Linked DNA regions of Homo sapiens: regions 1 and 3 are each linked to region 2. Evidence: read pairs that join two places in POLR2A ChIA-PET (ENCODE). Cell type or tissue: OCI-LY7. All regions are shown on one strand.

What was found. Peaks named below come from ENCODE experiments on the same cell type or tissue, not always from the same donor. Only the 100,000 strongest peaks of a DNase experiment are listed, where the experiment ranks them.
Region 1: POLR2A ChIA-PET joins it to region 2 with 15 read pairs; 2 of 35 experiments call an interaction of 5 or more read pairs at or near these places.
Region 3: POLR2A ChIA-PET joins it to region 2 with 13 read pairs; 3 of 35 experiments call an interaction of 5 or more read pairs at or near these places.

The regions. Positions count from the first base shown.
Region 1 is chr17:32,095,499-32,103,498 of GRCh38, forward strand. It overlaps VILMIR (virus inducible lncRNA modulator of interferon response), which reads left to right. Exons shown (of 3, transcript NR_199605.1): 3 at 1,345-4,763. Among named protein-coding and RNA genes, the nearest start is that of VILMIR, 16 kb to the left of the region's middle. RefSeq lists an enhancer at 5,490-6,295. In OCI-LY7, no CTCF peak of the experiment used is centred here; no DNase peak of the experiment used is centred here.
Region 2 is chr17:31,879,272-31,887,271 of GRCh38, forward strand. UTP6 (UTP6 small subunit processome component) reads right to left here. Exons shown (of 19, transcript NM_018428.3): 8 at 7,965-8,000; 9 at 6,709-6,790; 10 at 5,153-5,234; 11 at 1,302-1,483. Among named protein-coding and RNA genes, the nearest start is that of UTP6, 18 kb to the right of the region's middle. In OCI-LY7, no CTCF peak of the experiment used is centred here; a DNase peak (open chromatin) is centred at 3,520; H3K4me3 peaks cover 828 bases; H3K27ac peaks cover 3,504 bases.
Region 3 is chr17:31,982,811-31,990,810 of GRCh38, forward strand. It overlaps SUZ12 (SUZ12 polycomb repressive complex 2 subunit), which reads left to right. Exons shown (of 16, transcript NM_015355.4): 9 at 189-294; 10 at 5,510-5,687. Among named protein-coding and RNA genes, the nearest start is that of LRRC37B, 21 kb to the right of the region's middle. In OCI-LY7, no CTCF peak of the experiment used is centred here; no DNase peak of the experiment used is centred here.

The sequences.
Region 1 (8,000 bases), 220 kb after region 2:
ACGTATGGATTCTAAAATAATCCTTTGCATGTCTATACTTGAACATAAAGCAAAAAAAAACAAAATAAAATAAAATAATCTTCCTGTTTTAATCATTTAATCTCTCTTGCTTGGAAACTTTCAATGGCTTTCCATACCTCATTGTGTACTCTTTAAGACCCAAGTAAACTTTTAGCTTATCCATGTAGCTTTCCCTGATCTCCACACCTCAAGGACCACAGATTCTGGTAAATTCTAGCACCGATGGTATGCATTATCTTTCAGGAATTAATTATATACACCGCCCTTTTTATGCCTATTCTCTTTCTTCCCTCCTATCATCTTCATGTTCTGCGGACAATAGCATACTTGGTCCTGGGTTTGTCACAAAATGAGTGCTACATATAAAAAGCCAGGGACAAAGAGGAGTTCTGGACATAACTAAAGGACAGAGTAATCATGTTAACAGCCAACACTCCTACATATGCTAGGCACTGATGAAGTGTTCCATATATTCACTCACCTAAATTTCACAACAATCCTATGAAATGGTAACTAGCATAATCCCCAGTTTAAAAGGAGGAAATTGAGTCACAGAGCAGAATAACTTGCTCTGGATCACCAAGCTAATAAACAGACCTGGGTTCAAACCCAGGCAGCCTGGCTCCAGAATCAATTCTTAACCACTTAGAGCATCATCACTGAGATCGGGAGAGTGACAGGCTGCTGTAAAGAGGGTGAAGCGGGCCAGGCACGGTGGCTCACGCCTGTAATCCCAGCACTTTGGGAGGCTAAAGTGGGTGGATCGCCTGAGGTCAGGAGTTCAAGACCAGCCTGACCAACATGGAGAAACCCCGTCTCTATTAAAAACACAAAAAATTAGCCAGGTGTGGTGGCGCATGCCTGTAATCTCAGCAACTCAGGAGGCTGAGGCAGGAGAATCGCTTGAACCCGGGAGATGGAGGTTGCGGCGAGCCGAGATCGCGCCACTGCACTCCAGCCTGGGTGACAAGAGCAAAACTCCGTCTCAATAAATAATTAAAATAAAATAATTCTAAATACATTCGGCTCATCATATTGTTACATTGATGATCTTAAAGTTGATTGAGATGTAGCTGAAACTGGCTTCCACAAAGTACTCTCATGTGGCTCTGAATTTTGAGGTCATCTTTCTCTGTATCAAGTTTTTTAGATGTCCTTTCTCAGAGTAAATCAAGTTTGAGTAAGACCTGCAGGGATCTCTTGTGAGCACATATATTGAGTTTTAGTGCATAAGCTTTGTTTTAACTTTTCACTGGGTAGATGCAGCTGTCAGATAAGTGGCATTATGTCTAACATATAATGTATTTCCCCCCATTTTTAAAGAGAAGAAGATACAGAAAATGAAAATGAAAATAAAATTTGGTACTACAGTGCAAAGGTTCAGCTTGCAGAATTAATTGACTGTCTAGACAAAGATTATTGGGAAGCAGAACTCTGCAAAATTCTGGAAGAAATGCATGAAGAAATCCACCGACACATGGACATAACTGAAGACCTGACCGATAAGGCTCGGGGCAGTATCAAATCCTTTCTGGCAACAGCTAATGGCAAGAGGGGCATTTTCTCATTTTATTTTTGTTAAGTCTGAGCTAAACTGTTGGTATGAAATCACTGCAAAATTTAAAAATAGATTAAAATTTTCTTTTCTTTCTTTTTTTTTTTTTTGATTTGGAGTCTCGCTCTGTCGCCCAGGCTGGAGCGCAGTGGCACAATCTTGGCTCACTGCAACCTCTGCCTCCCAGGTTCACGCCATTCTCCTGCCTCAGCCTCCCGAGAAGCTGGGACTACAGGTGCCCACCGCCACCACGCCCGGCTAAATTTTTGTATTTTTAGTAGAAACGGGGTTTCACCAAGTTAGCCAGGATGGTCTCGATCTCCTGACCTCGTGATCCAACCGCCTTGGCCTCCCAAAGTGCTGGGATTACAGGCTTGAGCCATCGTGTCTGGCCAAAAATAGATTAAAATTTTCAAGTACAGTCATGCATTGTTTAATGATGGGGATACATTCTGAAAAATGTGTCATTTGGCGATGTCCCAATTGTGTGAACATCATAGAGTACACTTATACAAACCTAGATGGTATGGTTTCCTATACACCTAGGTTATATGGCATAGCCTATTGCTGCTAGGCTGCAAACCTGTATGTCCTGTGACTGTACTGAATCCCGTGATCAGCTGTAGCACAACGGTAGGTATTTGTGTATCTAACCATATCTAAACATTTAAAAAGGTACTACATAAAATCTTATGGGATCACCGTCATGTATGTGGTTCCTCGTGGACTGAAACATTGTGCAGTGTATGGCTGTGTGTATATTTTACTTTAGTTCTCCATATTTCATTTTCCGAAGAGAACCTTGTTCATTCCCACATAAATTAGGGATGCTATACATTTTAGTGTTTTATTTCTGCCTTGGGTCATTACTAATATTCCCCAAAATGTTAGTTTTTTTCTTTAATTCAAGTATCTTTTTAAACTTTTTTGGCATTCCAGCTTTTAAGAAATAATATTTTTTGAACTTTTTGCCTTTTTAAAAAAATAAAACTTTAAATTTTAGAATAATTTTAGATTTGTACAAAAGTTGCAAAGATAGTAGAGGGTTTCCGTATATCCTGTACTTGGTTGCCCCAGTTATTAACATCTTAGATTAGTGTGGGATATTTGTTACAACTAATGGGCCAGTGTTGACACACTGTTATTAACTCAAGTCCATACTTTACTCAGATTTCCTTAGTTTTTACCTGATGTCTTTTTTCTGCCTCATGATCCTATACCACATGATATTTAGTCATCATGTTTTCCTCTAGACTGTCGGTTTCTCAGACTTTCCTTGTTTTTGATGGCCTTGACAGTTTGGAGGAGTACTGGTTAGGTATGTTGTAGAAAGCCCTCCTTATGGGTTTTTCTCATGGTTAGCCTAGGTTTTTGCATTTTGGGGAGGAAGACCACAGAGGTGATGTGCAGTTCTCGTCTTATCAAGAGTGCATGCTGTCGTCGTGACTTATCACTGATGATGTTAACCTTGGTCCTCTGGGTGAGGCAGTGTTTGTCAGGTTTCCCTACATCCTCCCCCATCTCCTCAAACCCCCAATACTGTAAGTCACTGTAAACAGCCACACTTAGTGGGTGGGGAGTTATGTTCTACCTTCCTGAAGGGGCAATATCTACATAAATTATTTGGATTTTTTCTGCACAGGAGATTTGTTTATTCGTTTATTTTTTCAGACATTTATTTCTATGAGTATATATTCATGGATATTTATTTTATATTCATTGGGTTATAACTGGTTATTTATTAGGTTATAATTCAATGTCACCTTATTTATTTTGTTACTCAACTCTGCTTTTCTTTTTATTTAAGTTTTAAAAACATACATACCTTAAAAGTTTAAATAGTATAAAAAGGTATGCTGTGAAAAATGAATCTCTCTCCTTCATAATCTCCAATCTGACCTCCTTTCTCCAGAGGCAATCATTATTGCTATTTTTTCATCCTGCTAGATGTATTCTGTGCATGTTTAATAAATACCACCTGTGTTTTCTAATATAGCCATCCCTCAGTATTCTCAGGGATTGCTTCCTGAGCCCTCTGCAGATAGCAAAATCTGTGGATGCCCAAATCCTGCAGTCAGCCCTATGGAACCTGCTGATATGAAAAGTTGGCATTCCACATCCAAGAGTTCTGCATCTTGAGAATACTGTATTTTCAATCTGAGGTTGATTGAATCCAAGGATGCGGAACCTTTGGCCACAGAGGGCCAACTGCAGTGCCTTTTAAGTTTTAACTTAGATAAAATTGTTAGGTAAGATTCTGCAAGTACACTTTTAAGTGCCTGGTTCTGAGTTCTGCTCTTCTGCATACATTATCTGCCATACATATAATCCTATTAATTTTCCCCATTCTCCATTTGCTTAAAAATAGAATGTTTATATTTAATTAAGACACCCAGATAGCTGCATCCAAGCTTGTTCTCACATATTCTGCATCAATATTCCTGTGAATTCGTGCATATTTTTGGAGAATGATAGGCTCTCACATATAAATAGTGTTGGGCACAAATATACTTCATCTGCAGAAAAAAGCATTCTTAGTTACTGTGAATTATATTTATTCATATCTGGTAGTTGGAAGTATTTCTCTATTAGATCTGTTTAGAAAAATGTGTAATTTTTTTATTAGAAAGGTTTTAGTGTTCAGGAGTTAGGATCAGTAATTGCAATAACACAATCACGGTCTTACTCTTTCCTCCATATATATCAAATCATAGGAAATTTTATTAATTTCAGCCAGCTTACTCCCCCCCTTCATTTCCTTTTATGAATCATGGCATTAAAATAGACAAATCCCTTTTTGCTCTCTCGTGTTTTGGTACAATAACAGATAACAATCTTTAGTCCCCTAAAAGGCAATGTGAGATATGATTTTATAAAGTATGTTGAATTAGAAATGTTTCCCAGAGTAAAAAATAAAAATAGAAAAAAAAAAACAAAAAACAATCAGAAGAATAAATATTTTCAAGGGCAAGCTTGTCTGTGTATAAAATTATATATACAGTATAATCATAATTAAAGAACAAAATCAAAACAGGAATGGATAATCAAAAGTGTTAAGTGGTCTGATTTGGGGCAATGTAAAAAACTAAAAATGTTAATATAGGGCAATTGGAAAATTTCATTATGAATTTTCATGTGATAGAACACTACGTATTGGAGAATTAAGTAAAGTACCATGCAAAAACTGTGCCTGGGTCATTGAGCTACTTAAATTCTCTTCCTCTAAATAACCAACTGGATCAGCTTTTATCGTTGAAAAATAACCAATTAGCATAGTAGAATTGTAGTTGATTTCCATTTCATATTTTTGGCATTTCCTACAATGAGCATGTTCTATTTAAGTATAATTCAGCATGTAATGTATGTTTAAAAATTAGTTAAACCTTTTGTAGTAATGGAGAACAACAAAGAGAGCATTGAGCTTTAGGCCACAATGTGTTCTTAGAAAGTTAGATGACTACCGCTGGGCACGGTGGCTCACGCCTGTAATCCCGGCACTTTAGGAGGCCGAGGCGGGCAGATCACCTGAGGTCAGGAGTGAGACCAGCCTGGCCACATGGCGAAACCCTGTCTCTACTAAAAATACAAAAATTAGCCAGGCATGATGGTGTGTGCCTGTAGTCCCAGCTACTCAGGGGGCTGAGGCAGGAGAATTGCTTAAATCTGGGAGGTGGAGGTTGCAGTGAACTGAGATCGTGCCAATGTACTCCAGCCTGGGTGACAAAGCAGGACCCCCATCTCAAAAACGAAAACAAAACCCCCAAAAAACAGATAGAGCTGAGATTTGAACCCAGAAAGTCTGATACATGAGTCCGCCCACTTACAATTGCTACATTCTACTGCTTTTCTGAAGAAACTTGAGAGGTAAAGCAACTTGTCCCTTGCCAGTGAATGAATGATGCAATGGGGAATTGAACCCAGATCTGCAAACCCAGCAGTCCTTGCTGCTTCCCTTATACTGAGTGCTGCTGGCCTCAAAGTGTTTCTTGTTCTGTGTTTCTACGTCCACGCTTACAGGGAAGCATGGGTGCAGAAATCACCAGGCCAGTCAGGGAGGCTGGGACGGGTGCTGACCCTAGCCCTGGAGCACTCTCCCTGGCTGCTCCCTGTAGTCTTGCTTCCTCTTGTGAAGTCTATGTGCCAGCCAAGACCCAGCCTGTGAGGCCTGACCTGATCTCTGCCCCCTGTCTGTTCCCCCAGCAAGACTCCCTGAGGAAAAGAATAGGGGATCACGTCTTAGCCATCAGAGCATCGAAGTGCCCAGGCCAAGGTTGGCCACATAGAGGGAGGGCAGGTGGCAAATGTTTGCAGGATGAGTGAATAAAAGGAAAACTGATAGCAAAGAATGGAACTACCAGGCACGATTCCAGGGCTGGGACTAAATATTTACCTTGCCTACTGGGCAAAGATAAGCCTGGTTTTCCAGGCTCTATTTATGCCAGCTTTCCTTCAGGGGCTGACACAGTCAACCTGGTATCGTTAGTTTGAACAGCGGTTTCCACATGTGGAGTCTGGGTGTATGAGGTGCTTGATCCTCAGCTTCTGCCATTCCCTAGCTCCATGTGTCTTCCCCAGGGAATCCGCTTTCCAGTCCTCGAGCCCTAGGAGGCTTTGCACCTCCATTCTGCTGCCTGGTCTGTCCCCGGTCTCCATGAGGCTATTGAATTGGGGTTCATTCTACTCTAGATGAAGCTGTGTATCCTTGTTTAGCCCCTGGGGTCAAGCCACATCAGGAGCTGCTTGCAACATGACAGGACAGACTTGCCTGGGTCTACTGCCTCAGTGGCCTCCTGGGAGACACCTCTCTTAATGGAATAGGGTTGGGTATGACAAGCTGGGTCCAAGTGAAGCTTCAGAGATGTAGAGATGTAGGGGAGGAGGGACTCTTGAGTTCAGTGTGGCAGCCATCACTCAGCCTCTGGGACTCACACCAGGGGCATAAGGAGAATGGAAGCCACACGTGAAAAAGGGAAGGGTGATTTCTTTCTTTCTTTCTTTTTGGGGAGCGTGATTTCTTTTTTTTTTTTTTTTTGGTTGGGGGGAGGTGGGAAGGGTGATTTTTTTTTTGGTGGGGGAGGTGGGGAAGGGTGATTTCTTTTTTTTTTTTTTTTTTGGTAGGGGGAGGTGGGGAAGGTGTTTTTGTGGAAATACGAACAGCTCTGCTTCAGGAAGGCCTTTGTGGAGTGTGAAGGGAGCAGTGAACAACTCTGGCCCCTGGTGTCCAGCCTGGGAGGCGATGCCTAGAGGCAGTGGTCATGTTGGGCGAGGGGTGCCCAGAAGATCAGGCGGTCCTGCTCAGAGGACACCACGTGGTGGCTGAAAGGACTAGTTTAAGAGCACATTTGAGATACCCTCTGGAGGCTGCCATCAGTACTTAGAGGGAGAGTGGGTCTTTGCAGGGGGATAAGGGAGAACCAATGAAACCTGAATAATTACAGCAAGTGAACTTTCACTGAGCCTGAGGCTGCTGTGACCAGGAAAACACAGCCAGCATAGAAGCAGATTCACAGCTGGGCGTGGTGGCTCGTGCCTGTAATCCCAGCAGTTTGGGAGGCCAAGGCGGGCAGATCACCTGAAGTCAGGAGTTTGAGGCCAGCCTGGCCAATGTGATGAAACCCCATCTCTACTAAGAATACAAAAATCAGCTGGGTGTGGTGGTGCATGCCTGTAATTCCAGCTACTTAGGAGGCTGAGGCAGGAGAATCACTTGAGCCTGGGAGACGGAAATTGCAGTGAGTTGAGATCACATCACTGCACTCCAGCCTGAGCAACAGAGAGAAACTCCCTCTGTCTAAAAAAAAAAAAAAAAAAAAAAAAAAAGCAGCAGCAGCAGATTCACGGAGACACACTGCTTGGAATTTGGTGATGTTCAGGGAGTGGGGCTGGAGCTGGCCTATGCTCCAGACAGCCATAAACTATCAACATAAACACAAGTACACCTAAGCCTCTGCAGGCACGGTGCTGATGCTGCCCCCTCCCAATGGGGTATCATCCGGGTGGATACAGTCCCTGGATGCTGACATTTTTCTTTTCTTTTTTTGTTTTTGTTTTTTTTTTTGTTTTTTTTGAGACAGAGTCTCACTCTGTCACCAGGCTGGAGTGCAGTGGCACGATCTCAGCTCACTGCAACCTCTGCCTCCTGGGTTCAAGCAATTCTCCTGCCTCAACCTCCCAAGTAGCTGGGACTAGAGGTGTGCGCTACCATGCCCAACTGATTTTTTTGTATTTTTAGTAGAGACAGGGTTTCACCATGTTAGCCAGGATGGTCTCAATCTCCTGACCTCATGATCTGCCTGCCTCAGCCTCCCAAAATGCTGAGATTACAGGCATGAGCCACCATGCCCGGTCAATGCGGACATTTTTCAAGTCAGCTATGGAGTTTGAATTTTCCTCCAAATTTACACTGGCTATTTCCCCAGTTCAA
Region 2 (8,000 bases):
CCCAGCTACTCGGGAGGCTGAGGCAGGAGAATTGCTTAAACCTGGGAGGAAGAGGTTGTAGTAACCCGAGATCGTGTCACTGTACTCCAGCCTGGGCAACAGCGTGAGACTCTGTCTCAAAAAGATAATTAAGGATGTCGGTAATCCTAGCAAGTTGGGAGGCCGAGGCATGCAGATCACTTGATTCTAGCAGTTCAAGACCAGCCTGGGCAACATGGCAAAACTCCATCTCTACAAAAAATACATTAAAATTGGCCTGGCGTGGAGGCATGCGCCTGTAGACCCAGCTACTCAGGGGGTTGAGGCGGGAGGATTGCTTCAACCCAGGAGGCAGAGGTTGGAGTGAGCTGAAATTGCGCCACTGCACTCCAGCCTGGGTGACACAGCAGGATCCTGTCTCAAAAAAAAACATAGATAATTAAGAAATAATAATTGAAGAATCTTAGAAATTATTTCCTAAGCTTCCCCCAAAATAGATGAACATAAATACCACTACTATGGAGGAAGGTCATAAAAGTTAGAAAGCCAAGACCAAGTTAGAAAGCCAGGCACGGCCAAATGCGGTGGCTCATGCGTGTAATCCCAGCACTTTAGGAGGCCAAAGTGAGCAAACCACCTGAGGTCAGGAGTTCAAGACCAGCCTGGCCAACATGGTGAAACTCCGTCTGTACTAAAAATACAAAAATTAGCCAGGCATCGTGGCACACGCCTGTAATCCCAGCTACTCGGGAGGATGAGGCAGGACAATCGCTTGAACCTGGGAGGTGGAGGCTGCAGTGAGCCGAGATCACACCATTGCACTCCAGCCTGGGCAACAGAGTGAGACTCTGTCTCAAAAAAAAACAAAAAACAAAAAAAACCCAGGCACGGTGGCTCACGCCTGTAATCCTGTAACCCTAGCACTTTGGGAGACCAAGGCAAGTAGATCGCCTGAGCTCAGGAGTTCGAGACCAGTCTGGGCAACACAGTGAAACCCCGTCTCTACTAAAATACAAAAAAATTAGCTGGGCATGGTGGCGGGCACCCGTAGTCCCAGCTATTTGGGAGGCTGAGGCAGGAGAATTGCTTGAACCCGGGAGGTGGAGGTTGCAGTGAGCCGAAATCGAGCCACTGAACTCCAGCCAGGGTGACAGAACAAGACTCTGCCTCCCAATAAAAAAAAAAAAAAAAGGCCAGGCTCATCGTAAACTATGTTACAGAGACATCCCCAATATTGATTTTGGCAATGGGAACAGGAGCTTAAGTTTCACAATCAGGGATACTATTCCTTCTATATCACACCATGGTTTGGTGAAGTTCACCTGTTGGCAGAGTCTTCACTGCCTCTTCATACACAGCACAGCACCTCTCCTCCTTCCGGCCGACCTCCACTGCTTTGGCTTGTTTCGTTGTAGGCTGCTCTTCTGTCTGTGACTCAATCTCTAATTCTCGCCTTGCCACATAATCCCAAGTGAGAGGATCATCTGTGTGTAGAGCCTGAAGGCTGAAAAATACAATTTACTGTTATCAATCCCACAACAAGAAACTGACTCAGAATATCAGAGAAACAGTTACCTGTGCTTAAAAAATCTACACAGGACATCCCTGTAACAACTGCAGTACCATAAAAACTATTTCCCAGGCCGGGCCCGGTGGCTCACGCCACTGGGAGACCAGCACTTTGGGAGTCTGAGGTGGGTGGATCACCTGAGGTCGGGAGTTCGAGACCAGCCTGACCAATATGGTGAAACCCCATCTCTACTAAAAATACAAAAATAAGCCAGGCATGATGGCATGTGACTGTAGTCCCAGCTACTAGAGAGGCTGAGACAGGAGAATTGCTTGAACCCAGGAGGCAGAAGTTGCAGTGAGTCGAGATCGCATCACTCCAGCATGGGCGACAGAGCGAGACTCTGTCTCAAAAAAAAAAAAAATATATTTCCCAACAGGCTCTCCAGAATATGTTCACTAACTGTAGAAATTTTGTCAATGGATCAGAATTGTCCCACTTTTTCACTTTTTTTTTTTTTTTTTTTGAGCCAGAATCTCATTGCCACCAAGGCTGGAGTGCAGTGGCACAATCTCAGTTCGCTGCAACCCCCATCTCCTGGATTCAAGCAATTCTCCTGCCTCAGCCTTCCAAGTAGCTGGAATTACAGACGCATACCACCACGCCCAGCTAATTTTTGTATTTCTTTGGGAGAGATGAGTTTTCACCATGTTGGCCAGACTGGTCTCAAACTCTTGACCTCAAGTGATCCTCCTGCCTTGGGCTCCCAAAGTGCTGGGTGGGATTACAGTGTGAGCCACTGCACCTGGCCAGAGCTGTCCCACATTTATTGAGTTTCAGAATATTTCAGGTATCATTCACAAATGTTAACTTTCAAGTTAGCTCTCAAAGTCAAATCAGCAGTTATCTGTGACAACACAAGACTCCAAGAGACCTGAAGAACTTTTTTTTGTTTTTGAGATAGGGTCTGTCACCCAGGCTGGAGTGCAGTGGTGCCATCATGGCTCACTGCAGCCTCCACCTCCCAGGCTCAGGTGATCCTCCCACCTCAGCCTCCCATGTAGCTGGTACTACAAGTGCATGCCACCATACCCAGCTAATTTTGGTAGTTTTATTGTACAGAGTTTTGCCATGTTGCCCAGGATGGTCTCCAACTCCTGGGTGCTCAAGCAATAGTCCATCCCAAAGTGTTGGGATTACAGCCCCTGTGCCCAGCCTAAAGAACTTTATTATAGCTGAGCTCTTCATTTTCGTTTGTGTGTGTGTGTGTGTTTGTGTGTGTGTTTTAAGACAGAGTTTCTCTCTTGTTGCCCAAGCTGAAGTGCAGTGGCACGATCTCAACTCACTATAACCTCCGCCTCCTGGGTTCAAGCGATTCTCCTGCCTCAGCCTCCGGAGTACCTGGGATTACAGGCATGTGACACCACACCCAGCTAATTTTTGTATTTTTAGTAGAGGCGGGGTTTCACCATGTTGGCCAGACTGGTCTCAAACTCCTGACCTCAGGTGATCCGCCCGCCTCGGCCTTCCCAAGTGCTGGGATTACAGGCATGAGCCACTGCATCTGTTTTTTTTTTTTGGAGACAGAGTCTTCTCTGTCACCAGGATGGAGTGCAGTGGGACGATCTCAGCTCACTGCAACCTCCACCTTCCAGGTTCAAGCGATTCTCCTGCCTCAGCCTCCTGAGTAGCTGGGATTACAGGTGCATGCCATCACACCAAGCTGATTTTTCTATTTTTAGTAGAGACGGGGTTTCACCATGTTGGCCAGGATGATCTCAATCTCTTGACCTCAAGTGATCCGCCCACCTCGGCCTCCCGAAGTGCTGAGATTACAGGCGTAAGCCACCACACCCAGCCCAGGGTTCTTCATTTTCTAAATAATAGAGAAAAAGCACAACCTACTCCTCTCTCAAAACCCTGAAGATATCCAAACAACAGATTGATTCAAGTTCCATTTCCCCTCCTGTCAAAGGAAGAGGTGTTACCAAAAAACGGAAGTACCCACAAGGTAGGCTAAAAATATTTTTTTTTTCTTTTTTTGAGACAGGGTCTCACTCTGTCACCCAGGCTGGGGTGCAGTGATGCAATAACAGCTCACGGCAGCCTCAACCTCACAGGCTCAAGGGATCCTCCCACCTCAGCCCCGCAAGTAGCTGGGACTACAGGCACATGTCACCATACCCAACTAATTTTATTGTTATTTTTTGTAAAAACAGGTCTCGCCATGTTGCCGAAGCTTACAAATAATTGTTAAACCATATAATCAGACATTAAAGAATAAAATTACCAGCCAGGTGTAATGGCTCACACCTGTAATCCTTGCACTTTGGGAGGCTAAGGCAGGAGGATCACTTGAGCTCAGGAATTCAAGATCAACCTGGGCAACATAGTGAGACCTCATCTCTATAATTAAAAACATAAATAAATAAAAATATAATAAAGAAATAAAAAGAATAAAATTACCAGCACTCAACTATAAACATATGAGTATAACTCTCATTTTATGGATAAATGCCAGGAAAATAGAATTTAGAATTTTATATAAGCTTTAGATTTTTTTTTTTTTTTTGAGATGGAATTTTGCTCTTGTTTCCCAGGCTGGAGTGCAATGGCACAATCTTGGCTCACTGCAACCTCCACCTCCCGGCTTCAAGTGATTCTCCTGCCTCAGCCTCCCGAGTAGCTGGGATTACAGGTATGCGCCACCACGCCCGACTAATTTTGTATTTTTAGTAGAAACGTGGTTTCTCCATGTTGGTCAGGCTGGTCTCAAACTCTCGACCTCAGGTGATCCATGCATCTCGGCCTCCCAAAGTGCCGGGATTACAGGCTTAAGCCACCGTGCCTGGCTAGATTTTTTTTTTTTATTGAATAAACTATTTCCCCCAGTAAGTGAATCAAAGAACTCAATCAGGAAGATACTTTTTTTCTGAGACACGGTCTCACTCTGTGACCCAGACAGGAGTGGAGTGGCAGGATCACAGTTCACTCCAGCCTCAACCTCCCAGACTCAGGTGATCTTCCCACCTCAGCCTCCAGAGTAGGTAGGACCACAGGCATGCACCACCACACCTAGCTTATTTTTTGTAGAGACAGGGTTTCACCGTGTTGCCTAGGGTGGTCTCAAACCCCTGAGCTCAAGGGATCCACCTGCCTTGGCCTCCCAAAGTACTGGGATCCCAAAGTGTGAGCTACTACACTGGGCCAGGAAATTTTTTTTTAACGTAATATGATATTAATTTTTTTTTTTTTTTGAGATGGAGTTTTGCTTGTCACCCAGGCTGGAGTGCAATTGTGGGATCTTGGCTCACTGCAACCTCCGCCTCCCAGGTTCAAGCGAGTCTCCTGGCTCAGCCTCCCAAGTAGCTGGGATTACAGGCATGCACTACCACGCCCAACTAATTTTGTATTTTTAGTAGAGACGGGGTTTCACCATGTTGGTCAAGCTGGTCTCAAACTCCTGACCTCTGGTGATCCACCCACCTCAGTCTCCCAAAGTGCTGGGATTACAGGTGTGAGCCACTGCACCCGGCCAATATTAGCTTTTATTCCAGGGATTTAGTGTGGTATCTTCTTTCTCTTCTACTAAATATCCAACCTCAAACCCTTAATCTCAAGATCAGAAATAGATATATTCACCTTTCTACTAACTTTACTTACTCATCATAAATCTCTTTTTGTAGATCTTTGGCAAAGTCAAATAGCTGTGCAATCGAAAGCAGTGACACGTGAAATTCTGCACCTAAATTTAAAAAGCAGGGGAGGGGAAGTTTATTGCCAATAAGAATCACTTTACTTTAAAAGTAGCATTCTTTTCATGTACTGGAGTTAATCTTCTTGTTTTTTGAAATGAGAAATAGAATAAAATAGAAGAAAAGTCATCCCATAGTCCCCTCACCCCAGTGTCCCCCTACTCAAGCAAAGCTATTGTTAATCTTTGGAGTATTCATAAAAAAAGAACTAATTTTCAACTCCCCACGATTTAATTACTCCATGAGAACTTACTGAGGATTGGTGCAATGGCTCACACCAGTTATGCCATCACTTTGGGAGGCCAAGGCAGGAGGATCACTTGAGCTCAGGAGTTCAAGACTAGCCCGGACAACATGGTGAAACCTCATCTCTACTACAAGTACAAAAACTAGCCAGGCATAGAGGTCCATGCCCAGCTACTCAGGAGGCTGAAATGGGAGAATCACCTGAGCCCATGAAGTCGAGGCTACAGTGAGCCATAATTGTACCACTGCACTCCTGCGTGGGTGACAGAGTAAGACCCTGTCTCAAAAAAAAAACATGGAAGGATAAATGAGTACACGCTGGGTACAGTATACACTGCTCGTTGATGGGTGCACCAAAATCTCAGACATCACCACTAAACCTGTTCCCCAAAAACCTATTGACATTTTTATTTTTTTGAGATGAAGTCTCGCTCTGTTGCCCAGGCGCTCTCAGCTCACTGCAACCTCCACCTCCCGGGTTCAAGCAATTCTCCTGCCTCGGCCTCCCAAGTAGCTGGGATTACAGGCGCCCACCACCACACCCAGCTAATTTTTGTATTTTTAGTAGAAATGGGGTTTCACCATGTGGGCCAGGCTGGTCGCAAACTCCTGACCTCAGGTGATCCACCTGCCTTGGCCTCCCAAAGTGCTGGGATTACAGGCATGAGCCACCATACCCGGCCCAAACCTATTAAAATTTAAGGGAAAAAAATGGGAGTAGAATATAAATTTTAAAAAGAGACTTATGCCAGGCATGGTGGCTCACGCCTGTAATCCCAACACTTTGGGAGGCCAAGGCGGGCAGGTCACAAGGTCAGGAGTACGAGACCAGCCTAGCCAACATAGTGAAACTACGTCTCTACTAAAAATACAAAAATTAGCTGGGCAGGGTGGCACACACCTATAGTCCCAGCTACTTGGGAGGCTGAGGCAGGAGAATCACTTGAACCCAGGAAGCAGAGGTTGTGGTGAGCCGAGATCACGCCAATGCACTCCAGCCTGGGCAACAGATCAAGACTCCATCTCAAAAAATAAATAAGTTACTGAAATGTTCAATTATAGCCTAGGAAAAATAAGTATTTTCTGAAAGAAACAGGACACTATTCCTACAGAGTTTTATACACATTCTAATGGAAAATTTCAAAACTAGCTAAAGATCTTCATTAAGAAAAGAATGTTTCACTTTCCTACCAAAAATAATGTTCAAAAGATACCTACCTTTAATTATGCTTACAGAATTTTTGTAGATGATCCATGCCAACTCGCCCTTAAGGATTTCTTCAGAATAATCAGGATTCTCCTAAAGAGTGTTATATCAAACGTAACTTAACAGGTAGTACAAGGAGGAAAAGCACTAGGACGAAAATTAACAATCCTAGACTACCTGTGCCATATGACCACTGGTAAATCATGTCTCTCTCTCCGGGCCAGTTCCCTCACTTGTAAAGTGTGCAGCTTGAACAAGATCACTGACCTTCCAACTGTGTTCTCTGAGGCTCCAAGAGTGGTGGCAAGATCACATGGCTTAAGGCCTCACTCTCCATTTGGACCAAAACAGGTCAGATTTTACATGTCTTGTTTGCGCTTCTCTGTAACATTTTATTTGAATAAAAAAGTCCTGGCCTGGCGTGGTGACTCATGCCTATAATCCTAGCACTTTGGGAAGCCGAGGCAGGCGGATCACTTGAGATCAGGAGTTCATGACCAGCCTGGCCAACATGGCAAAACCCCATCTCTACTAGAAATACAAAAATTAGCCGGGAGTGGTGGCGGGCACCTGTAATCCCAGCTACTTCGGAGGCTGTGGCAGGAGAATCACTTGAACCCGGGAGGCGGAGGTTGCAGTGAGCCAAGATCGTGCCAGTGCACTCCAGCCTGGGCGACAAGGAGCAACACTCCGTCTGAGAAAAAAGTTCTAAGCTGGAAACCACAATAACAGACAATAGCAAAGTTTCTTCTCAGCTCTAACATTCTAAATCTTTTAATTATTCTGTCATATAAAAAATTATATAAAAAGGGAAAGAAAGAAGGCCAGGAAACCACACATTTCACAACCTTTCTCAAGCTCCTTGAATCCATTAATATATCACTTTATGAGATCATACAGCGTTAAAGAATAGTATTTGGCTATTCTGTAAGTAACAATTTTGAGAACCACATTAATTAGTCCAAATATCTATTTTTATAGCATAAAGCTTCATTTTCCTAACTAAGTCCATTTATAAGTAACACTAACTCATCTGGAAGTTTCAAAATGTAACAACATTAAACATTAAAGCTTGAACCCGGAGGCAGAGGTTGCAGTGAGCCAAGATGGTGCCACTGCACTCCAGCCTGTGTGACAGACCGAGACTCCGTCTCAAAAAAAAAGAAAAAAAAAGAAAAATATATTCCAAATATTTTCTCTTACTCCTAAGCAGGCTCAAAATGTTATACATCGTTAGCAAGTGAGAATAAAATAATTAGAACCTTACCACATCCATACTGGCTTTTTCAAATTCTTCCTTCTC
Region 3 (8,000 bases), 100 kb after region 2:
TTTTAGTGTACATCATTAAAATTGCTTTCATCAGGACTGGAGTGTAGCTGTATTTTTAAAATCTTGTTGGGTATGTAAGCTAGTTTATAAATTTAATAAATGGTTTTAGTATAAATCTAAAGATGTAGAATTTGTGTACTTATAGTAATAACACAGGTTACTTTAAAGTATATGTGTTTGTCTAACAGGCGCTTACAGCTTTTAGATGGGGAATATGAAGTAGCCATGCAGGAAATGGAAGAATGTCCAATAAGCAAGAAAAGAGCAACATGGGAGACTATTCTTGATGGGAAGGTATGGACTACTTAGAAGGTTGAGCACGTTATAGTTATGAACTCCCATTTTTGACTGATGTTTTCTTCCCCAAATGCTAATTCATGTTGGAAGTAGAGTCCTTTGTTTTTTATACTTTAAAAAACACAAGTAAATGATCTAGTCAGAGCATTTAACGGAAGGTATCATTCTTTTTTTTTTTTTTTTTTTGAGGGGGAGTCTTGCTCTGTTGCCCAGGCTGGAGTGCAGTGGCATGGTCTCGGCTCACTGCAACCTCCACCTCCCGGGTTCAAGCGATTCTCCTGTCTCAGCCTCCCAAGTAGCTGTGATTCTGTGATTCTGCGTGCCACCACGCCTGGCTAATTTTTTTTTATTTTCAGTAGAGACGGGGTTTGACCATGTTGGCCAGGCTAGTCTGGAACTCCTGACCTTGTGATCTGCCCACCTTGGCCTCCCAAAGCGCTGGGATTACAGGCATGAGCCACTGCACCCGGCCACACGGAAGGCATCATACTTTGAGAGCCAGACTGCCTGATTCAAATGTCTGCTCCTAGCTATGTGGCGTTTGGCAAGTTACTTATCCATGTCTCAGTTTCTTCTCCTGTAACATGAGACATAGAATTGATGGATTAGATGAAATAATAAAATATTTAGTACAGTGCCTGGCATACAATAAGTGCTCAATAAATGTTAACGGCTATTTTAAATTCTATTCATTGTAATGGCAGGTAATAAGGGATGACTAGTAATACATTTATCAAGAAATCTGCAGAATTTAGATTAAGCGTACTTAAGATAACTCTTTTAAGAGATAAAGAGGAATCCATGCATTTCTTAAATAGGTAGATTCAAAACTGTAACGATGTCTTTTATTTCTAAATATGTTAGATCAGTGTTACCATCCAATGCAAAATCTCATAAGGATTTTTTTAAGCCTTAAAATTAGTTCCAAGTCAATCTAGAAGGATAAGTATTTAGTAATACTAAGGGAAATTTTAGAAAAATATTTTGAGAATTTTTACTTACCAGTTTTAGTATGATATACGATATACAGTAGTACATACCATAAAGTTAAGAGAACTTAAACCCTATGGTATAAGCATAGGAATAGACAAGCATATCATTCAAGCATATCATTCAGGCATAGTCCTGAAATAGTTTGATGTATATTTGAAATTTAGTTCATGATAAAGGTGGTGGTATAGCTATGTGAGAAAGAGAAACTGTTCATTAATTGTGACAACTCTTCTCCAGTCATCTGGAAATAATCTTAGACCTAATACATTCTGCAAGGCTCATAAACATGTAAAAATGAACATTCATAAGCATGGAAAAAAAATAGGTGAATGTTAATATACTGCAGTGAGGAAGACCTTTCTAAGGATGATTGAAAAGTAAGAAAGCATAAAGTAAAAATTGTCGGGTTAAAATTAGTCATTTTTATACTGCAAAATATCTAAAGTTACAAACAAATTATGGAATGGGGGAAGTATCTGTAACACAAAATGCTAATATGAATACATAATATTGTGAATTATAAAACAAGAAAAAGATACGCAGTCTAATAAGAAATATGTGTCAAGGACTCTCACGCAGTTCTTAAAAAAACAAATATAGATGGCCAGCAGACTTTTAAAGCAGTACTCAACCTTATTAGTACTCAAAGGCATGCAAATGCAGAGATACTTTTGAGAGTTCGACAAAGATTAAAAGTTTGACAGTTTCTAGTGTTTTAGGGACGTGAGGACACATATACTCTCAAATAATATTTTGATGTAACAGTAAGTTGGGGCCGGGCTCAGTGGCTCATGCCTGTAATCCCAGCACTTTGGGAAGCCAAGGCGGGTGGATCACCTGAGGTTATGAATTTGACACCAGCCTGGCCAACATGTCAAACCACATCTCTACCAAAAACACAAAAATTAGCCAGGCATGGTGGCAGGTGCTTGTAGTCCCAGCTACTTGGGTACTTGGGAGGTTTAGGAGTATTACTTGAACCTGGGAGGCAGAGGTTTCAGTGAGCTGAGATTTTGCCACTTCACTTTATCCGGGGAAACAGAGCAAGACTCTGTCTCAAAAAAAAAAAAAAAAAAAAAAAGGTTGATACAGTCTTACTATAGGGCAGACTGGCAATATATATAAAGTTAAAATTGTATATATAGTCTTTAACAATTCAAATTTTATATTTTTGTCACAGTGTAGTAACTTGTTAACAAAAGATGTAGGTAACAGGTTTTCTCAGCATTTTTTAAATAATGAAACATTAGAAACATGTTAAATCTAAAAAGCTATTAAAAAGGATGATAGTTTACAAGATTTCCATATTAAATTTTTACATAACTGTATACATATATATATATATATTTTCCCTGTTTCTAAAATTTATAATAGTGGTTAACTCCAGGTGATGAGATTTCAAATAATTTTTATCTATACTGTTTGGGTTTTCTGCATGGATTTATCTTTATGATCTTTTTCATTTTAAATTTCTTGTTTTAAAGTATGTTTTTATTCATGAGACTATAAGGATTATATATATGAAGAGTTTTTGTTGTTGTTGGTTTTGTTTTTGTTTTTTTTTTGTTTGTTTTGTTTTTGAGATGGAGTTTCACTCTGTCACCCAGGCTGGAGTACAGTGGCATGATCTTGGCTCACTGCAACCTCCGCCTCCCGGGTTCAAGCGATTCTCCAGCCTCAGCCTCCTGAGTAGCTGCGATCACAGGTGTGCACCACCATGCCCAGCTGATTTTCATATTTTTAGTAGAGATGGAGTTTCACCATGTTGGCCAGGCTGGTCTCGAACTCCTGACCTTGTGATCCACCCGCCTCGGCCTCCCAAAGTACTGGGATTACAGGCATGAGCGACCGTGCCCGGCCTGGCCTTTTTTTGTTTGTTTCTGTTGAGATGGAGTCTCGCTCTGTCACCCAGAGGTGGAGTGCAATGGCGCGGTCTCAGTTCACTGCAACCTCTGCCTCCTGGGTTCAAGCAATTCTCTTGCCTCAGCCTCCTGAATAGTTGAGATTACTGGCATGCGCCACCAGGCCTGGGGGTTTCACCATGTTGTCTTGGCTGGTCTCAAACTCCTGACCTAAGGTTTTCCACCCACTTCGGCATCCCAAAGTGCTGGGATTACAGGTGTGAGCTACTGTGCCCGGCCTATCTGGAAGCTCTTAACCCTGTAAAATGGGCATCCTTTTAAGTCAGAGCATATAGATTTACTTCTTTTTAAAAGTTCTGAGATTTTTTGTTTTGTTTTGTTTTGTTTGGGTTCCTTAATTGACTAAACCAGTGCTGGTCTAATAGATAATTGGGTTATTTGATTTTTTTTAATCTTGTCAAAAATGTTAATAGTGATTATACTTGAACCTGTATCAAGTATTTTATAAGATAAATTCCTGTGGACTGCTGTGTCCAAACTAGTCTCTGAACACACTTTTACTACATTCTAGTCTAAGTAGTTTTTTGTTTTGTTTTGTTTTGTTTTTTGAGATGGAGTCTTGCTCTGTCTCCAGGCTGGAGTGCAATGGTGCAATTTCGGCTCACTGCAACCTCTGCCTTTCGAGTTCAAGCGATTCTCCTGCCTCAGCCTCCCAAGTAGCTGGGATTACAGGCGCCAGCCACCATGCCCAGCTAATTTTTTGTATTTTAGTAGAGACGGGGTTTCACCATGTTGTCCAGGATGGTCTCGAACTCCTGACCTCACGATCTGCCCTCCTCGGCCTCCCAAAGTGCTGGGATTACAGGCGTGTGCCATTGCGCCCGGTCCTCTAATCTAAATAGTTTTAAGAGGATTACTTTGTAATAATGATATAGAAGGAGTTTAGGCCTCTGTGGCAGTAAAATAAATTGAAGCTCATTGAAGACTACTTGATCTCTCCTATATTTGAATAGGAAAGTAAAAATCAGAAGCAAGTAGAACAACTGAGATACTCTAGTAGTAAGGCAATACTGATCTATAACAAAGGTTTTTTTGTTTTTTTGTTTTTTTGTGATCCTTGAAGGACAAGGAAGAAATGATAAACATTTTAAAAAGGACTTGGTAATTGCATGAGAAACGAAAGGATAGGAGTCAAATATAATTCCAAAATTTTTAGCTTAGGGTCACTAGTAGAATGATAATGACAAGAACAAAAATAACGTGAGAAGGAAAGTGTTTTAGAAGAAAAGATACTGGATACACTTCTAAACATGTTTTAGTTCAAGGTGACATTGAGATCAACTGGCAGTGTCCAAGAGGCAATTGGAGATACGAGTTTACAGTTCAAGTGTAAGGATAAGAATGCAGAACCAATTTGGGATCATCAGCTTAATAGGTAAATTCTTGAGGATGGTTGAGTGATTCGGTCAGATGGCTAAAAGTTAGCTATTTTCAATAGCTCAGTGTTGTAAAATCAAAGAAGGGAAGCACTGGCAGTCATTGTCAGTGAAACTGAGAGAAGTCAAAGAAAATTACTAATTGAAAAGCTGTTCAATTTACAAAAAAAAAAGTAATTGGTCACCTAAGAGCAAAGGTTGCATGCTGGTGGGCTTTGGGTACCACAATTTTATTTTTAAGACATTTCAAGGCCAGGCGTGGTGGCTCATGCCTGTAACCCCAGCACTTTGGGAGGCCGAGGCAGGCAAATCACCTGAGGTCAGGAGTTCAAGACCAGCCTGGCCAAGATGATGAAACCCCGTCTCTACTAAAAACACACACACAAAAAATTAGCTGGGCGTGACGGCAGGTGCCTGTAATCCCAGCTACTTGGGAGGCTGAGACAGGAGAATTGCTTGAACCTGGGAGGGGGAGGTTGCAGTGAGCTGAGACCATGCCAGTTGCACACTAGCCTGGGCGACAAGAGTGAAACTCCATCTCAAAAAAAAAAAAAGACATTTGAACTGGTTAGCAACAACCTAAATGGGAAATTTTCCCATGATAACTTTGATTTCTGACCTATTTGGAAAAATCTGAAAATCTGTCTGTGTTGGACGAGTGTTTTCACATGGCAACAATTCACCTGTTGCTGATCAGTGGTCGCCTCTTTTAGACAGCCTGTGCTCTCCAGTTCAAGTTCTACAGTGTCTGGTCCATACTTTTACTTTGTTTGCCTAGCCGTCTCAGTCAGCATTTGGATTTTCAAGACAAATCTATTAAGGCAAATCCACATTGACTTATAATGAATTTTTTTTAATTTCTACAATTTATTTGAATTCATTATCTGAGTCTCCAGTCTTTGCATGTTTTTTATTTTTTAGAGGCTGCCTCCATTCGAAACATTTTCTCAGGGACCTACGTTGCAGTTCACTCTTCGTTGGACAGGAGAGACCAATGATAAATCTACGGCTCCTATTGCCAAACCTCTTGCCACTAGAAATTCAGAGAGTCTCCATCAGGAAAACAAGCCTGGTTCAGTTAAACCTACTCAAACTATTGGTAAGAAAACATTGCAATCAAAATAATAAAATAATGGTTTGCAGAGTTAGGTCTTGTGCTTTAGATTAATTCATTTGTGTTTTGCTTTATGTGATTCTTCTTTTTTTTTTTTTGAGATGGAGTCTTGCTCTGTTGCCCAGGCAGGAGTGCAGTAGCGTGATTTCGGCTCACTGCAACCTCTGCCTTGTGGGTTCAGATGATTCTCCTGACTCAGCCTCCCGAGTAGCTGTGACTACAGGCGCATGCCACCACACCTGGCTAATTTTTTGTAGTTTTAGTAGAGACAGGGTTGGCCGAGCGCAGTGGCTCAACACCTGTAATCTCAGCATTTGGGAGACCGAGGCGGGCGGATCACAAGGTCAGGAGATGGAGATCATCCTGGCTAACACGGTGAAACACCGTCCCTACTAAAAATACAAAAAAATTTAGCCAGGTGTGGTGGCGGGCACCTGTAGTCCCAGCTACTTGGGAGGCTGAGGCATGAGAATGGCGTGAACCCAGAAGGTGGAGGTTGCAGCCGAGATTGCACCACTGCACTCCAGCCTGGGAGACAGAGCAATACTCCATCTCAAAAAAAATAAATAAAAGTAAGTCAATAAATTAAAAAAGTAGAGACGAGGTTTCACCATGTTAGCCAGGATGGTCTCCATCTTCTGACCTCATGATCTGCCCGCCTCAGTCTCTCAAAGTGCTGGGATTACAGGTGAGAGCCACCTCTGCTGGCCTCTATGTGATTAGCCTTTCAGAATATTATCTGGCTTATTGGGTAGGTTATGAATCATGGTAAATTAAGGTTCTCCTATATTAAGTGTAAAGTCTTGTGTTGAAGTAGTAGTAAAAATTCTTTATCCAGAACCTTTGTGCCAAGTGTGCCTAGAAATTTGAATTGAAAAAAAAAATTGAAGCGTGATATGGTACATAGTATAGATATCATATATAACATCTTGAAGTGGGGTCCTCATGGTAAGTTAGAGCAAGTTTTTCCACTAAACAAATTTGCCAGAAACTTACAAGAAAACTATTGGTTTTCAGATTAGCTTTTAAGATTTTGGAATCACAACTACAAAGAGCTTTGGAACTAAGTTGTTTTTTTTTGTTTTTTTTGTTTTTTTGTTTTTTGAGACGAAGTCTCACTCTGTTGCCCAGACTGGAGTGCAGTGGCTTAATCTCGGCTCACTGCACGCTCTGCCTCCCTGGTTCATGCCATTCTCCTGCCTCAGCCTCCTGAGTAGCTGGCATTACAGGCGCCTGCCACCACGACCAGCTAATTTTTTTTTTTTTTTTTGTATTTTTAGTAGAGACGGGGTTTCACCTTGTTAGCCAGGATGGTCTCGATCTCCTGACCTTGTGATCCGCCCGCCTTGGCCTCCCAAAGTGCTGGGATTACAGGCACGAGCCACTGTGCCCAGCCCAGGAACTATGTTTTTTATAACTCACATATAAGTTTTTCTGTTTGTTTGTTTTGTTTGTTGTTTTCTTTTTTGAGATGGAGTCTCGCCCAGGCTGGAGTGCAGTGGTGCGATCTCAGCTCACTGCAAGCTCCACCTCCTGGGTTCATGCCAATTTCCTGCCTCAGCCTCCCGAGTAGCTGGGACTACAGGCGCCGGCCACCATGCCCGGCTAATTTTTTTTTTTTTTTTTTTTTTTTTGGATTTTTAGTAGAGATGGGGTTTCACCGTGTTAGCCAGGATAGTCTCAATCTCCTGACCTCATGGTCTGCCTGCCTCGGCCTCCCAAAGTGCTGAGATTACAGGCGTGACCCACCAGGCCCAGACTAACTTTTTTTGTATTTTTAGTAGAGATGGGGTTTCACCGTGTTAGCCAGGATGGTCTGGACCTCCTGACGTCGTGCTCTGCTCACCTGGGCCTCCCAAAGTGCTGAGAATTACAGGTGTGAGCCACCGCGCCCAGGCTGCAGTGCGGTGACGTGATCTCGGCTCAGCACAACCTCCGCCTCCCGGTTTGAAGCAATTCTCCTGCCTCAGCCTCCCGAGTAGCTGACATTACAGGCACACAACCACTAGGCCTGGCTAATTTTTGTATTTTTAGTAGAGACAGGGTTTCATCATGTTGGCCAGGCTTGTCTCAAACTACTGATGTCAGGAGATCCACCCATCTCGGCCTCCCAAAGTACTGGGATTACAGGCATGAGCCATCGCGCCCAGCCAGTTTTTAAGAGGAAAAAACATTTACAAATAGAGTTAACTTTCTGCTGAGTTTAAGGCCCAAGTTGCAGTGTTCTATCATTTTTATTTTACTTTTTTTTTTGAGACAGGGTTTCTCTCTCTCACCCTGGCTGGAGTGCAGTGGTGC